Regions from separate parts of the Homo sapiens genome. Here region 1 is linked to region 2. A link is a loop called in an ENCODE intact Hi-C map of the cell type or tissue named here. Cell type or tissue: ascending aorta. All regions are shown on one strand. Each heading gives the region's core, and the rest is flanking DNA. Links, peaks and the distances in the headings are about the cores only.

What was found. A loop is a pair of places that touch in the nucleus more often than their neighbours do. Peaks named below come from ENCODE experiments on the same cell type or tissue, not always from the same donor. Only the 100,000 strongest peaks of a DNase experiment are listed, where the experiment ranks them.
Region 1: it touches region 2 in a loop (3-fold over the local background); 1 of 110 quality-filtered maps calls a loop at or near these places.

The regions. Positions count from the first base shown.
Region 1 is chr12:70,947,903-70,950,832 of GRCh38, reverse strand. No RefSeq gene overlaps it. Among named protein-coding and RNA genes, the nearest start is that of PTPRR, 29 kb to the right of the region's middle. In ascending aorta, for the core only: no CTCF peak of the experiment used is centred there; a DNase peak (open chromatin) is centred at 1,602.
Region 2 is chr12:71,013,077-71,016,006 of GRCh38, reverse strand. No RefSeq gene overlaps it. Among named protein-coding and RNA genes, the nearest start is that of PTPRR, 94 kb to the right of the region's middle. In ascending aorta, for the core only: a CTCF peak has its summit at 1,616; no DNase peak of the experiment used is centred there.

The sequences.
Region 1 (2,930 bases), core at 251-2,750, 65 kb after region 2:
GTCATTATTAAAAAGTCAAAAAACAATAGATATTGGCACAGATATGATGCAAAGGGAACACTTATACACTGGTGGGAATGTTAGTTGGTGGGAATGTTAGTTAGTATAACCTCTATGGAAAACAGTATGGAAATTTCTCAAAGAACTAAAAGTAGATCTAACATTTGATCCAGCAATCCTACTGCTGGATATCTACCAAAAGGAAAATAAACCATAATATCGAAAACAGCTGCACTCATATGTTTTTTCCCAGCCCAAGTCATAATTCCAAAGATATAAAATCAACCTAAGTAGCCATCGACTGGTGAGTGGGTAACTACAATGTCATGGATTTATATCATGGAATACTACTCAGCCATAAAAAAGAACAAAATAATGTCTTTTACAGCAACTTGGATGGACCTGGAGGCCATTATCCTAAGTGAAATAACCCAGGAATGGAAAATCAAGTACAACATCTTCTCACTTATAAGTGGGAGCTAAGCTATGAGTTTACAAAGGCATACAGAGTGGTATAATGGGCATTGGAGACTCAGAAGGGATGAGGGTAGGAGGATGGTGAGGGATGAAAAAATCATCTATTGGGTACAATGTATGCTATTAGGGTGATGGGCACACTAAAAACCCAGATTTCATCACTACACAATTCATCCATGTCACCCTAAATCCTGTCCATTTTTACCACAAATCTATTGAAATAAAAAAAAAAACTTTTAATAAATAAATAAAATTAAAGATGAAGAATGTGTAGAAATCAATTCTCTGCCACAATTAACCTGGTTTTTAAGGGCGGCTTCATTAGATAGCTATTTCATTTCATTTCAATTGAGATTACATCTACTCCAGACACTATAATAGGCTCTGTTGTACAGCAATGAACAAGAAGATGATGTTTTATAATGAATTTTATACACTTCATTTTGTTGTTGTTGTTGTTGTTGTTGTTGTTGTTGTTGTTGTTGTTGAGGTAGAGTTTAGCTCTTGTTGCCCAGGCTGGAGTGCAATGGCATAATCTCGGCTCACTGCAACCTCCACCTCCCAGGTTCAAGAGATTCTCCTGCCTCAGCCTCTCGAGTAGCTGGGATTACAGGCATGTGCCACCACGCCCAGCTTATTTTTGATTTTGTTTTTGATTTTTAGTAGAGACGGAGTTTCGCCATGTTGGCCAGGATGGTCTTGAACTCCTGACCTCAGGTGATCCACCCGCCTCGGTCTCCCAAAGTGCTGGGATTACAGGCGTGAGCCACTGCACCAGACCTATACACTTCATATTAAAGCGTCCTAAAAGATTTTCTCCATCGAAGAGATTCTTGACTCTAAGGTGAATCATTGTATGTAGGCAAATATGTAAATAGACAAATAGTATAACACAACCACACACCCTGTTGCGAACCAACTGTGTGCCAGATAACTGTCCTACTATGGACCCTCAAAGCAACCACACACATAAACAAATCGCCAAGAGTGCTGAAACATTTTCTCATGGGTTTTTCAGCTACCTTCAGAACTTACCCAAATTGACACCAATTTGCCTGTTCTGTCTCACTGCTCTCTGCACTCATCTGTCTAAGTCTCAGATTCCCATTTGGCTCTCAATCTTGGCTTCTCATGCTTGGCTCAGGATCCCTAGCTGCTTGTAGACAAAATTTCCTGGCTCAAAGTTTCCTGGTCTCTCCCCCTTAGAGACTATTCTGGTATTTGCTCTGTGGCCTAAGCATCATAAGCCATGGATAAAAGACACTACTGACATCTGCTGTTGTCCCAGAATATAGAGACCACCAAAGCCAGTCCTCCAAAAGAAGCTAGACACCAAATATATCTGAGTCACCTCTGTTCCAGTACATAACAAGGCTGTATTACTTGGGTTCTTATCATCTTCTTACCAATCATTCTTTTTACTTGGCACATTGTGACCTAAAATACAGCACTCCTTGTCATCCCTCTAAATGCCTCCTGTGCTTTTGTACTTCTGAGCCTTTGTATATTGGAATGTTTTCTAGAACTTGTTTTAATTCTAGGAATTCCTTCAAATCAGCAAAGTCATGTCAGGTGTCATTTCCTCTTGGAAGCATTCTGACATTCCATGCGGAGTGAGAGAAACTCTCATCTGTGACCACGCGTTAGTTAATTCACTCTTCAGTAATTGTATCACTTTCTCAGCTGTTTTCCAAATATACTAAGAGTTCCATATTGTCTTAGGCAGCATCTTTTTCACCCCTGAATCCCTGGTGCCCAGAATAAAACTTGGAATGAAGGACATGCATCATTAAGTGTGGACTGAGCATGTGAATATATTCATAACAATGGCTGCTTGACCGTTAATGTCATTGTGTATGGGTCAGCGTCAGGTTCAGAAATAGTTTCATCTTTTCCATGTGTAATTACATTGTATTCTCCTGCCGCTGTTTGCTTTTCTCAGGTTTTTATTAGGAATAAATATTTATGTGAATTTTTTCCCTGTGGTGCTTGGGGATATTTGTTATATTTATCTTGGCATTTGTCCCTTCTGGTGGGACACCAGCATTCATTTAGTCAACACATTTTTATGTGTGGGAAGTGTTGTATAGAGCACCCCAAGCACTGTATCTTCATTGTTTAACTTACTGTTTATTATGAAAATACTTTCTTTCTACCACCTTACTTCCTTATGTCTTTCATCAGAGCCCTTCAAATTCAGTACAATCTTCATTGCTGGAGATTTATCACAAACTTCTGAAATTAGCCATCTTTAAATTAACTTGAAGTTTCTCAAGTTTATTCAGGTGGCAAAACTGTAAGAATGATGCATGCTGAGGTATTGAACTCCCATTTAAAGGAGAAGAAATTTTACTAACAGAAAACATGGCTATATTATGTGTGTACAATATAAAAATCACAGCACCAAATGCACATATCTTTGCAAAAGAAGCAAGTTGGTCAACACAATATAA
Region 2 (2,930 bases), core at 250-2,749:
ATAAATTCCTATTGCTGTGTATAATATGCTACAAATATACTTCCCCTACAACCACTCCTAGAACAGACTAGAATATTAATTTGAGACATCTAGCTTTCACAGATCTAGACTGTTTGCAGAAGATGGCTAACAAAAGTATCAGTTGCCCAAGCAACTTATGGAAGCAGAAGGAAGTAGAATAAAACTATTAGATCACTTTGGACTTTCCAAAGGCATAAAACAATAATCTTTTAAAGATATAACTGGTAAACTTTGATATTAAATTTCTAGCGCTGGTGCCATTTAAAGACTGGACATTTAAATGAAACATATTTTTCAGGGAACTTTAGAAAAGCTAATATGTTAGGGAAGAAGTATTAAGACAAGAGTCAAGAAAGCTTTCAACAGAATATGCTTAACTGGGCCAAAAAAATTGCTGTCTAGCCCCACCCTCAATCAGCACAGGAGACAACCTCAGGGACTTATAAGAAATACAGAACATTAAATCAGCACCTCTTGGACTTCAGAAAAAAGTCTTCCAAAGTCGGAGCCTGATTTTCATTCCACAGTGCCCCATTTAAGTTCTATTTTACACTGAAATTTAAAATTACATCAACAGAGTTGGTACACAATGTATGATAGATAGCCACTGAATACACACAAAAACAAGTCATAGGCCAACGAGAAGTTAGATTAGAAGTTTTGTAGTTAGTATACACCAACTAATCTTTCTAAGAATGGAGGAATACTTCCCTTATTTCATTCACAAATCTTTCTTTCAGAACTTGCTCCCACTTGGGGACCATTTTCCCTAGCACTCATCTATTGATCCAGCCATCTGTCTGTCCATCCATCCAATAGCTTTCAAGAATGTAGTATGTGCCAGTCCTTCTGTGTGTGGCTGGCATACAATGAAGAATAAGAATAAGACAGACTCTCTTCTTAACCGTAACTTCTGAAATGTAGCCTCTTTCACCTCCCCAGATTCTCAGCTCCTTTCCCTCAGCACAGGGAGCTCTCTGAGCTTTCTGTGTTCTCCCTCCTTGTACTGCATGCTGTAAACCCTCTCAAGGCAGTGAGGTGATAATCACCGTTTCCCCTCCCTCAATGATCACTGTCCTTATCATCTAATTCCAGTATCTCAAAAACTATTGTTTCATATATTTCACCTGCATTATTTTGGTTGTTTTCCTCGAGAAGGTAAATTCAGACCCTGTTAATTTATTTGGGTTGAAGCAGATGTCCACTATTGAGTTTTGAGAGTTCTTTATGTATTTTGGAAATGAGTCTTTTGTCATACACATGATTTGCAAATATATTCCCCAACCTACAGTTTATCATTTTATTCTCTTGACTGTGTCTTGGGTAGAGAAAAAGTTTTAATTTTGATGTTCAATTTGATGCTATATCTAAGCATCCCAACCTCAGGTTGATGCTTCCCAACCTCAGGTCAGAAACATTTTCTCCTTTATGTTTGCTACTGTTCAAGTATTGTTTGTTTCATTCTGTTTCAATTGTGTGCATGGGAAAAATTATCTTTGTTACTGAATTGTGATAACTACCTTAAACCAGGCATCCATTCTGAGCTATATTCCTTAGGGATTTTAACACACCTGTAATTATCTGAGTCTCCACTGGATGTCAATACTGCTTAAGGAAAAGCAGTTCAGACGTCATCTTGGGTGTACAAAACAATACATGCTTTTAAGACGCATTAGGGTGGAATAGTTAGAAAGGAGCCTAGAAAAAGTGAAATAGACAAGCAGGAATATCTGTCCTTTGGTCCAGTAATAAATGTCAGACAGAGTGTTGGCTTACAGTTCTGAAATTCATAGCAGTGTTGAACCCCAAAGTTGGAAGCCTGAATTCTGTTTTTCATTCTACTTTGGCTTTTTAGTTCCTGACATAACGAAATGAAACCACATTTTTGGTAGAATTATTTACCTAATTTTCACAAGGTATTTTACTCAACTAGAATTAGAGGGTCAATCATGATTTCAATTCGTATTTCATGCGTTCTGTTCACTTTCCAAACATGTACAAATTGCAACCATTATGAGGTAGAAAAGGATGACTTTGGTAAGAAAATTGCCAGGGCCATTTTGGTCATGGCCAAGGATCTCACTGAAGGCATCAATATAGAACAGGGTCCAAAGAGTACAGTGACCTTTGATCATACTTCTGAGCAGATTTCATTTCTAGGAAGAGCTAGTCTATTCCAGGACTGAAATAAGATAAAAAAATGTGGATTTATATTTTTTTTTTCCTTCTCTTAATACTATGCACAAAATTGCAATTTGCGGCTTACAAGCTTTAAGAATTGGATTCTAGACATATTTTTTAGTTTTCTCATTTTGAAGCCAGTAATCACATATCTTATTGTTATGGTTTTATAAAACCATGTCTTTCTATCAGATGACTAATTTTGAAAGAATATACAATATTACTATATTCTGAAGGTGGGACACGGACATGGGACTGATCAGGTCTATTAGTGAGGAAGTATCAGTGCTTATTTTATGAAACATCTTAAATGTGCTATATAAATGTAGTCAACAAGGCTGTCAACACAACATAAAAGCGAGTTTATGCTCATCATTGACTGAGTAGCATTGCGCTAGATGACTAATATTAAAAATAGCGAATAAATCATATTTAAAGCCGATGAAATTTTTGAGTGCACAATTAAAAAATGTCCTAACATTTGGAAAAAGATACCCAAAATAAAGTTTAAATATGGGAATAATCTGAACAAGCAGAATTATCTCTTAGAAGTAAGGCTCTGTTTTAATAAATATTTTGTATTCAGGTATTGGTGAAGGTTTTTAGCTCCAAGGGCTGTGAATTTTCCATTACGAGTTTCCTGTGGGAGGTTAACATTCCTATGTAGCTAAATAGCCCACAAACCTAATATTTGAATTGTAGTTAGCGGGCTGCTCTACAAATGTGTG